Regions from separate parts of the Homo sapiens genome. Here region 2 is linked to region 1. Evidence: read pairs that join two places in POLR2A ChIA-PET (ENCODE). Cell type or tissue: HepG2. All regions are shown on one strand. Links, peaks and the distances in the headings refer to the core of each region. The heading gives the core; the rest is flanking DNA.

What was found. ChIA-PET counts read pairs that join two places held together with the same protein. Peaks named below come from ENCODE experiments on the same cell type or tissue, not always from the same donor. Only the 100,000 strongest peaks of a DNase experiment are listed, where the experiment ranks them.
Region 2: POLR2A ChIA-PET joins it to region 1 with 5 read pairs; 3 of 35 experiments call an interaction of 5 or more read pairs at or near these places.

Annotation. Positions count from the first base shown.
Region 1 is chr3:41,900,609-41,905,990 of GRCh38, reverse strand. ULK4 (unc-51 like kinase 4) reads left to right here. Exons shown (of 37, transcript NM_017886.4): 13 at 5,162-5,266. Among named protein-coding and RNA genes, the nearest start is that of ULK4, 59 kb to the left of the region's middle. In HepG2, for the core only: no CTCF peak of the experiment used is centred there; no DNase peak of the experiment used is centred there.
Region 2 is chr3:42,040,646-42,046,027 of GRCh38, reverse strand. It overlaps a transcript of TRAK1 not described here. Among named protein-coding and RNA genes, the nearest start is that of TRAK1, 48 kb to the left of the region's middle. RefSeq lists enhancers at 2,377-2,671, 2,898-3,167. In HepG2, for the core only: no CTCF peak of the experiment used is centred there; DNase peaks (open chromatin) are centred at 1,436, 2,467 and 3,181.

The DNA.
Region 1 (5,382 bases), core at 135-5,134:
CCGCCTCGGACTCCCAAAGTGCTAGGATTATAGGCGTGAGCCACCGTGCCCGGCCCACCTGGCTAATTTTTGTATTTTTAGTAGAGACAGGTTTCACCATGTTGGCCAGGCTAGTCTGGAACTCCTGACCTCAAATGATCCACCTGTCTCCGCCTCCCAAAGTGTTTGGATTACAGACGTGAGCCACCGCGCCCAGCTAGTAGGTGTGAATTTCTATGTCTTAGTGGTGTTGATTTGCATTTACCTGATGGCTAATGATGTTGAGTATCTTTTTATGTGTTTATTGGCCATTTTGTCTATTTTCTTTGGAGAAATATTTATTCAAAAATTTAACCTATTTTTAATTGGGTTATTTATCTCTTTATTATTTAGTTGTAAGAATTTTTTACATATTCTAGATAGGAGTTATAACAATTTTCTCCCTTTTTCTGGATTGTCTTTTTTCTTTCTTGATGGTGTCCTTTGAAGCACAAAAGTTTTAAATTTTGATATAGTCCAATTTATCTTTTTTCGTTTGTGTTTTTTGCTGCTTGTGCTTTTGGTGTAATATCTAAAAAAACCATTGCTACTCCCAGCTCACAAAAGTTTCTGCCTATGTTTTCTTCTAAGAGTTTTATAGTTTTATTAGTATCTCTTAGATTTAGCTATTTTATCCATTTGAGTTAATTTTTGCATGTGGCATGAAGTAGGGGGTATAGCTTCATTGTTTTGCATCGAAACATCCAGTTGTCTCAGCGCTATCTGTTGAAAAGCTTATTCTTTCCCCATTGAATTGTCTTGGAACCCTTGCTGAAGATCGATTGACTGTATATGTGAAGGTTTATTTCTGGATTCTGTTCTGTTATCTATTCATCTGTCCTTATACCAGTGGCACACTCTTGATTACTGTAGCTGTTTAGTAAGCTTTGAAATCAGAAAGTATGAATCCTCCAAAAAAATTTTTAAGGTGGTTTTGGCTGTTCTGGGTCACTTGCATTTCCATATGAATTTTAAGATCAGCTTGTCAGTTTCTTCAAAGGAGCCAGCTGGGATTTTAATCACAGTTGCATTGAATGTGTAGATCAATTTAGGAAGTACTGCCATTTTAACAATGTTAAGTGTTCCTCCACGAACACAGGATGTATTTATACTTACTTAGGTTTTCTTTAATTTCTTTCAATCATAGTTGTGTTGAATGCAGAACTACTTTGAATTAATTCTAAGTTATTTTTATGCTACTTATTGCTTGACAAATATAATTGCTTTTAGTTTTTACTGTAGTTTTGATGTAATGTGAAGTGTATTTGGACCATGTGAAGCTTATTTCTGCTTTGAAATTTAGTATAAATGGGTTATAATAAAATCTCACTGTGCTAATTTTTTGGTTATGTGAAATAGAAAATCAATGTAAATTAAAAAATTCATTTTGAAATGCGATAGATGTTGAAGCTCTTCTGGCAGATGGTTATAAAGAAGAGTATATAATCATTCTATTGAGAAAATATAATCAATAATGTGAATACCTAAGGTAGTTTATTTTACATATCTATCTATCTATCTATTTATTTATTTATTTATTTTTGAGACAGAGCCTCACTCCTGTGACCTAGGCTGGAGTGGAGGGGCATGATCGTTGCTCATTGCAGCCTCAACTTGTTGGGCTTAGGTGATTCTCTCATCTCAGCCTCCTGAGTAACTGTGACTACAAGTATGCGCCACCATGCCTGGCTAATTTTTTGTATTTTTAGTAGAGGTTTCCCCATGTTGCCCAGGCTGGTCTCAGACTCCTGGACTCAAGTGATCTGCTGGCCTTGGCCTCCCAAAGAGCTGGGATTACAGGTGTGAGCCACTGTGCTTGGCCTTATGTTTTATAATTTTTAAATGATACTTTTTATTCTATTACAAAACATATATAATTGTAAAAAACTTGTAAAATGTAAAAGAGGACAAAGAAAATAGAAAAATTATTTACGATATAATTCCCGGGTAAACACTGATTACTTTTTTTTTTTTTTTTTTTAAGAGCCTTTTGCCCAGGCTGGAGTGCAGTGGCACAATTGTAGTTCACTGTAACCTCATACGTCTCATACATTTTGATATTGGCATGATTGTGTTCATTGTAACCTCATATGTCTCATACATTTTGATATTACTGCTTCTGGTTTTATACATATGTGTTCATTTTGAAACAAGGGAATATAATTTTATAACAATTATTTTCATTTAATGATTATGATCTGATTGCAATTATTGATCATTTAGTTTATTCCTGAACATTTTATTTTATATATTTTTGCTGTTGTGAGTGGGATATTTGTTATATGGCATTCGTGCATACATTCAGTTTACCTGTAGGAAATTAATTTTTGCATACAATTTTTTAATTGGTCCACCTTACTCATCTTACATTTTTTTTTTTTTTTCTTTGAGACAGAGTCTCGCTCTGTTTGCCCAGACTGGAGTGCAGCGGTGTGATCTTGGCTCATTGCGCCTCTGCCTCCCGGGTTCAAGTGATTCTCCTGCCTCAGCCTCTTGAGTAGCTGGGACCACAGGCACCCGCCACCACACCCAGCTAATTTTTGTATTTTTAGGACAGATGGGGTTTCACCATTTTGGCCAGACTGGTCTCGAATTCCTGGCCACAGGTGATCCGCCCACCTGGACCTCCCAAAGTGCTGGGATTGCAGGTGTGAGCCACCATGCCTGGCCTAATTCTTACGTTATTTCTAAGAGTTTTCCCATTGATTAATTTTGGCTTTTTGGATGTTCAGTTATATTATCTATACGTAAAGATAATTTGGCCACCTCTTTCAAATATTGATGTCTTACTTTACGGACCAATATAATTTACTAGCAGTTCCTCCTCAGTGTTAAATCAGCAGGGATATCCAGCCCTTTGCTCTATCATTGACTTCTTTTCTTTCCTTCTGCCCCCTTCCTCACTCAAGACACCATCCTTTCCATCCAGGCTTTGCAGTAACCTGCTAACTGGTCCCCTCAGTTCTCCATTGCTCCCCTCCATCCATTCTCCACTGAAGCAAGTATGATGTATATATTTAAGTGTCTTCATTAACTATCACTGTCTTCTCTCAAGCAGTGCCAGGCATTGTTTTAAGTGCTTTGTGTTTATTCTTCACAAACCTGAAAGCTTGTTTGTTTTAATCTTTGTTATAGATGAAGAAAACAAAGCTTTTTTTATCTTCCCTAAGAGCACATAATTAACAAGCAGCAATGTTAAGTTTGCCCCTGTCTTTTTGCCTTTAAAGTCCATCTTTTTTTTGGCAATGTGAGTTTACCTCTGTCTTTTTACCATGAAAGTCCATCTTTTTTTTTCTTTAATTGAAAGTCCATGTTCTTAAACTTAGATTTTCTTGTTTTAAACAAACTTCCTCTTCATTCTTTGTGGGCCTTTTTTTTTTTTTTCTTTTTTTTTTTTGGTGGAGTCTCGCTTTGTCACCTAGGCTGGTGTGCGATGGCGCAATCTCGGCTCACTGCAACCTCCGCCTCCCAGGTTCAAGCGATTCTCCTGCCTCAGCCCCCTAAGTAGCTGGGATTACAGGCGCCTGCCACCATGCCTGGCTAATTTTTGTATTTTTAGTAGAGATGGTGTTTCACCATGTTGGTCAGGCTGGTCTCGAACTCCTGACCTCGTGATGTGCCCACCTCGGCCTACCAAAGTGCTGGGATTACAGGCCTAAGCCACTGCACCCGGCCTCTTTTTGTGTTTTCTTGTCTTTTGTCTGAGTTGCATGGGGCAGCTTGGGTTTCCAGGAACTTTCTTAGCTAACTCCTCTGTTCCTTTATCCATGCCCCTTCCTCACTCAGTTTTGGGTAATTTATTTTCCTTATTCCTTACTTCACTGATTTACTTTTCTATTTTATTTAGTTTGCTAGCCGTTGTTTCTTTTAAAGTTCTTAAGCATAAATTCTCTCTCTCTTTTTTTTTTCCCTGTTGGGAAATACTGAGGCATAGCACTAGGAATACAAATTATGTTTAAATAGAGCACAAAGAACCATCTCAAAGGAATAACTGATGGTGAATATCTGCTGATTCATTTCATTATGTATCAACTCTAACTAGGCTTAATAAATAATTGAGGTTTAATACTTAGGTAGCATGTCTGTATTTAAGTCTGAAAATTTTTTTTATGTTACAGCTTCAATTTCACATTGAATGTTCTGTAAAGCAGAAATAAATTGATTAACATTCTGTGAATGAAAAATAAAGCCGTTGGTCAGGCGCGTGGCTCACGCCTATAATCCCAGCACTTTGGGAGGCCAAGTTGGGTGGATCACCTGAGACCAGGAGTTCGAGACCAGCCTGGCCAACATGGTGAAACCCCGATTCTACTAAAAATGCAGAAATTAGCAGTGCATGGTGGCATACACCAGTAATTCCACGACTTGGGAGGCTGAAGCAGGAGAATTGCTTCAACTCGGGAGGCAGAGGTTGCGGTGAGCTGAGATTGTGCCACTGCATTCCAGCCTGTGTGATGGAGTGAGACTCTATCTCAAAAAAAAAAAAAAAAAAAGGCTGGGCGTGGTGGCTCACGCCTGTAATCCCAGCACTTTGGGAGGCCGAGGCAGGTGGATCATGAGGTCAGGAGATTGAGACCATCCTGGCTAACACGGTGAAACCCTGTTTCTACTAAAAATACAAAAAAATTAGCCAGGCACAGTGGCAGGCGCCTGTAGTCCCAGCTACTCGGGAGGCTGAGGCAGGAGAATGGCGTGAACCCGGGAGGCAGAGCTTGTAGTGAGCCGAGATCACGCTACTGTACTCCAGCCTGGGGGACAGAGCGAGACTCCGCCTCAAAAAAAAAAAAAAAAAAAAAAAAAGAAGCCATGCTGTTATGGAAAAACCAATTTGCCTCATCACAGTTTAGAACATTGAATTGTAAAGATATTTTTTCTAGTCCTAGCCAGACTTAGTGGTAACATGAGCAATTCAGTTACTTTCTCAGAGTTTTATATTTTTATCTGTAAAATGGGAATGATGGTGCCTACAGTTTAGGATTTTTGTGAAAATCAAATGAGACTGCAACCATCTTGAATAGCAGTTGAAGTACATTGATATAGGTGATATTTTACAGTGGTGTCTTCCTCAGCATCTTACTGGTTCAGTGTTTTAAAGATCTACATTAGTCGCAGAAACAAAGTCTAATTTTTGTTCTCATTTCAGATTACAAGTGGACACCTGAGTCAGCAGGACCTGGAATCCCAGATGAGAGAGCTTATCTACACGGACTCAGATCTTGTTGTCACCCCCATTATCGACAATCCAAAGGTGCAGAAAGACACTCTAACAACTGAGTTGTAGACTTTACTGAGATCTGAAATCTGCATGAGATTTTCATTCAGAATATTATTTACTGTATAATCTTTCCTGTTTCTCTTGTCTGC
Region 2 (5,382 bases), core at 67-5,066, 140 kb before region 1:
TTATCCAAAGTCCACATAAGCAAAAAGCTCAAATAAACAGATTTTTCAAACTGTCTGTATATGCTAATAGGCAATTATAGCAATGGCCCTGGAATATAGGCCTGATTCAGAACTCAGTAACTCTGAATAAAGCACATTATAAAGTGTTTCAATTTACTAAACACAGCAGCCTGATATCTAACCATCCCAGGTAAAAGAGTCTTGGCTAAGGGTGGTAGCCAGATGGCACTGCCTCAGAATCACAGAATAACTGCTGGTGGGGATAAGAGCTGGACTCCCCAGTCTGGGTCCTGGATCCCAACCACAGGTGTAAATTCAAGTCCAGCAAATGCCCCCTACTCCCATCTCTCCAAAGTCTGTACAAGGTGTACTCAGCAGCCAGAGCTTACGCATTAGCATTAGGCAAAGGGTGTTTTCCCACCACCTAGGATCGGATCCATGCTGACCCACCACCTCACAGAGAACAATGGGTTTATGTTTTTTGGGGTTTTTTGAGGCTGAGTCTTGCTCTGTCGCCCAAGCTAGAGTGTAGTGGCATGATCTGGGCTCACTGCAACCTCTGCCTCCTGGGTTCAAGAGATTCTCCTGCCTCAGCCTCCCTAGTAGCTGGGATTACAGGCACGCGCCACTATGCCTGGCTAATTTTTGTACTTTTAGTAGAGATGGGGTTTCGTCATGTTGGCCAGGCTGGTCTCAAACTCCTGACCTCAGGTGATCTGCCCACCTCAGCCTCCCAAAGTGCTGGGATTATAGGCGTGAGTCACCATGCCCGGCCTGGGTTTATGGTTTAAATGAGTAATAATGTGATTCCTCCTTCAAAATTTTTACCCTCAAATAGTTCCCACAGTAGGTTTCCTTTAACAGAAGCATGAGTCCAGCTTCTAAATACAGTTAAAACAAACAAACAAAAAATACATGTTTGTAGAGAAGTAATGCACTATGAAATGCATCCTCAGGAGCATACATTTATGGTAACAATAGATTTCTCCTTTGAAAAATTTTAATCACCACATTTCAAAATTGCCACATCCAATTTCCTGATTAGGAAAAAAAACAAATCTTTAAAAAAACACACAAGCATCAGCTGGCAAAGTTTTTATTTTCTTAAGCACATTGGTTTTGTAGCTCTAGCTTCCAAAACTAAGGTAACATAAAAATCCAGAGAAATCGTGTAATTGAAGTAAAAAAAAACAGAGCACAGGAAAGAAAACAGAGAAAATTGGCAGCAGACTCGTGGCTGTTTCAGTGGTTGATCTTTGCCATGAAATCTTCTTAATAACAAATAGAGCATTTATTAATAAGCATTTAACCTGTAGCACCTCCCCTTCTCCCCATGCAGATGGAGGAGGCTCCCACATCGGCTCTACCAGGGAGCTCAAGAAACAGCCACACACAGCTGGCAAGTGGCACAGACAGCCTTGAACTTGAGCCTTCTGGCTCCAGAGCCCAACCTCTGCAAATCCAATTTGTTGACTCTACTTTCTAGGAAAGTTGCCCTCTTAAACAGAGAAAAGTCCTTCCATTTAACACAACCAATATTCAAATGGCCTTCAAGAAAATACAATGGGCTAGGCACAATGGCTCACTTCTGTATTCCCAGCACTTTGGGAGACCGAGGCAAGTGGATCTCTTGAGCTCAGGAGTTCGAGACCAGCCCGGGTAGCACGGTGAAACCCTGTCTCTACCAAGAATACAAAAAATTAGCCAAGTGTGGTGGTGTGCACCTGTGGTTCCAGCTACTAGGGAGGTTGAGGTGGGAGGATTGCCTGAGCCTGACAGGCAGAGGTTGCAGTGAGCTGTGATTGTGCCACTGCACTCCAGCCTGGGCGACAGAGCAAGACCCTGTTTCAAAAAATAAATAAATAAAATGAAAAGCAGATGGGGATGAAAAGGACAGACTGGACACTGAGGCAGAACTGAAAAATTGATTTAAAATTCCAAAATCAGTTTTAAGATCCAAAATCAAACAATCCAGTGCCTTGGGCCACCTGAAAGCTGGGCTTCTGCCCAGGCCCAGGGCCCACCAGCAGATGACAAACACATGAGTTCCCATTTTCAAAATAGTAAACTTGACCACAGAAATAATTTTGTTTTATTTATAATAAATTTTAAAGTAATTTTAAAAAAAAAGGTGGCTTCCTGCCAACTGAAAGGTATAGAAGGCCGTCTGTCAAGTAATCAAGTGCTCTTAAGAGACCAAAGCATGGTCCTCTTTCAAACCTGTGCCCCCTCTGGGGAGTTGGGGTGGCGGGGGGGTGGGGTGGGTCCTGTCATCCTAACAGGCCACTGGGAGAACCGGAAATACCAAGAAACAAAGCCAGGGACTGGCTCAGAAATGGCCAAACGCTGCAGACACAGCCTGCCTGAGACCATGAAAACCAGGATCCCCTTTACTCCCCCCGCCCCCCCCCCAGCTCCATGGAGAAAACAAGACACAGGGTCTGGAGCTGGAAAAACACACTGGCGAAAAGCCAAAGACAACATCCATCAGAAGCTGGAGAGGTCTGCTCACAGGGCTGGGGGTAGGGGTGGAGGGGATGAGGTCAGAGCAGGGACAAAGGATTCCCAAGACAAAAGGAGAGAGGGAGGGCAGGGGTCAGGAGGAGGGGACTAGGAGGAGAAAAGGCAAAGAGACAAGGAGGAGGGAAAGAAGAGGGTGAGGGAAGCAGCAAGAGGGAGTGTGAGTCGGGGAGGGGATAGGAAAGAGAGGAATGCTGGACAAAAAGGAGGAGACGGGTAAGAGGACAAGGGAAGAAAGAACGGGAACGGGCAATGTGAGAGGGAGGAGAAGGAGGGCAAGAGGGGACAGTGACAAGCAGAGACAGACCCATGAGACAGCTGAGTGCCTTGAAATGGTTGCTAAGCTGCTGCCCATAAGCCCACAATAACAAAGCTTAAGCTTGGAGATGTCTGCAGATATACTAATCCTTACCCTTAAAGGGAGAGGAAAGATCAGCAAGAACTCTAAAGTCAGAGTCCCCAGGATCAAACTCCACAGAAGGATCCTTCCCAAAGTATTCTCTACAAAGGAGGCCAACGTCCTTTGGTAATAAGAATCTGAGATCATTCTTTTTTAAAGACGAGATGAGGAGATAAGTATAATTAGCCACACGTCCAGACCATGACAGGTCATGGTCTACTTAAATATTAGAGAATGTAATCAGAGCAGTGAGTACAACAGATGACCCGCCCCAGAGAGAGGAAGAGCTAGTGCACCCTCTACATTAAGAACTGTATTCCATCCTGGAGCATACACTGTGAAGCAATCGTTTTCATGGGTTCACTGAAAAACAATTTGCAAGCAGAAGAAATTTCTACTCAGAAGTCTCTATGTCATTGAAAAAAATAAAAGTTCCAGGCTGGGCGCGGTGGCTCACACCTGTAATCCCAGCACTTTGGGAGGCCAAGGCGGGCAGATCACTTGAGACCAAGAGTTCAAGACCAACCTGGCCAACATGGCAAAACCCCATCTCTACAAAAATACAAAAATTAGCCAGGTATGGTGGTGCATGCCTGTAATTTCAGCTACTCTGGAGGCTAAGGCATGAGAATCGCTTGAACCCAGGAGGCAGAGGCCACAGTGAACTGAGACTGCACCACTGCACTCCAGCCTGGGCAACAAAGTGAGACCCTGTCTCAAGACAATAATAATAATAAAATAATAATAATCTAAAAATCATTTATGATATACCATATTAATAAAAGGACACAACATATATGACCATCTCAATAGATGCAGAAAAAGGATTTGACAAAATTCAACACCCTTTCATGATAAAAACATTCAACAAACTAGAAACAGGCCGAGCTCGATGGCTCACGCCTGTAATCCCAGCACTTTGGGAGGTCAAGGTGGGAGGATCACCTGAAGTCAGGAGTTTGAGACCAGCCTGGCCAACATGGCGAAACCCCGTCACTACTGAAAATACAAAAATTACCTAGGCACAGTGGCTCATGCCTGTAATTCCAGCACTTTGGGAGGCCGAGGCAAGCGGATCACCTGAGGTTGGGAGTTCAAGACCAGCCTGACCAACATGGAAAAACCTTGTCTCTACTAAAAATACAAAAGTAGCTGGGTGTGGTGACACGTGCCTGCAATCCCAGACTCAGGAGGCTAAGGCAGGAGAATCGCTTGAACCCGGGAGGCGGAGGCTGCGGTGAGCCAAGATCGCGCCACTGCACTCCAGCCTGGGCGGCAGAGCGAGACTCCGTCTCAAAAAGAAAAGAAAAGAAAAAAAAAAACAATAGAAATAGAAGGGAACTTCCTCAACCCAATACAGTGTATCTATCAAAGACCCACTGCTAATATCAAACTTAACAGTGAAAGATTCAATATTTTGCCCCTATGATCAGGAGGGCATCCACTCTTACGACTCCTATTCAACATCGTACTGGAAATTCTAGCCAGAGCAATTAGAAAAAAAAAAAAAGGGCCCTCATATTGAGGAGGAAGAATTAAAGCTACCACCATTTGTACATGACATTATCTTACAAATAGAAAGTCCTAAGGAACCCGCTAAAAAACTATTAGAACAAATACACAAATTCAGCAAGGTTGCAAGATATAAGATCAACATACCAAATCAGTCGTATTTTTATACACTAGCAATAAACATTCCAAAAATGAAATTAAGAAAATTATTCCATTTATAATAACATCAAAAGGAATAAAATACTTAGGTATAAATTCAACAAAAGAAGTAAAAGATTTGTAAACCTAAAACCACAAACAATGTGGAAAGAAATGAAAAAATGTCTAAATAAATGGGAAAACATCCCATGATCAGGTATTGGAAGGCTTAATATTGTTAAGATGTCAATACTCCTGAAATTGATCTACAGATTCAATGCAACTCCTACCAAAATCCCAGCCGTTTTTTTTTTTTTTTAAGCATAAATTAACTAGCTGGTCTTAAAATTCATGTGGAAATGTAAGGAAACTAGAATAGCCAAAATAATCTTGGGGAAAAAAAAAACAACAACAAAGTTGGAGGACTCACACTGTCTAATTTCAAAACCTACTACACAGTTACAGTAACCAACACAGTGTGGCTGGGCGCAGTGGCTCACACCTCTAATCCAGCACTTTGAGAGGCCAAGGCGGGCAGATCACTTGAGGTCAGGAGTTCGAGATCAACCTGGCCAACATGGTGAAACCCCGTCTCTACTAAAAATACAAAAATTAGCCAGGCATGGTGGTGCACACCTGTAGTCCTAGCTACCCAGGAGGCTGAGGCAGGAGAACTGCTTGAACCTGGGAGGTGGAGGTTGCAGTGAGCCGAGATCCGTGCCACTGCGCTTCTAGCCTGGGTGACAGAGTGAGACTCCGTCTCAAAAAAAAAAAAAAGGTGTAGTACTGGCATAGGATATACAGATCAGTGA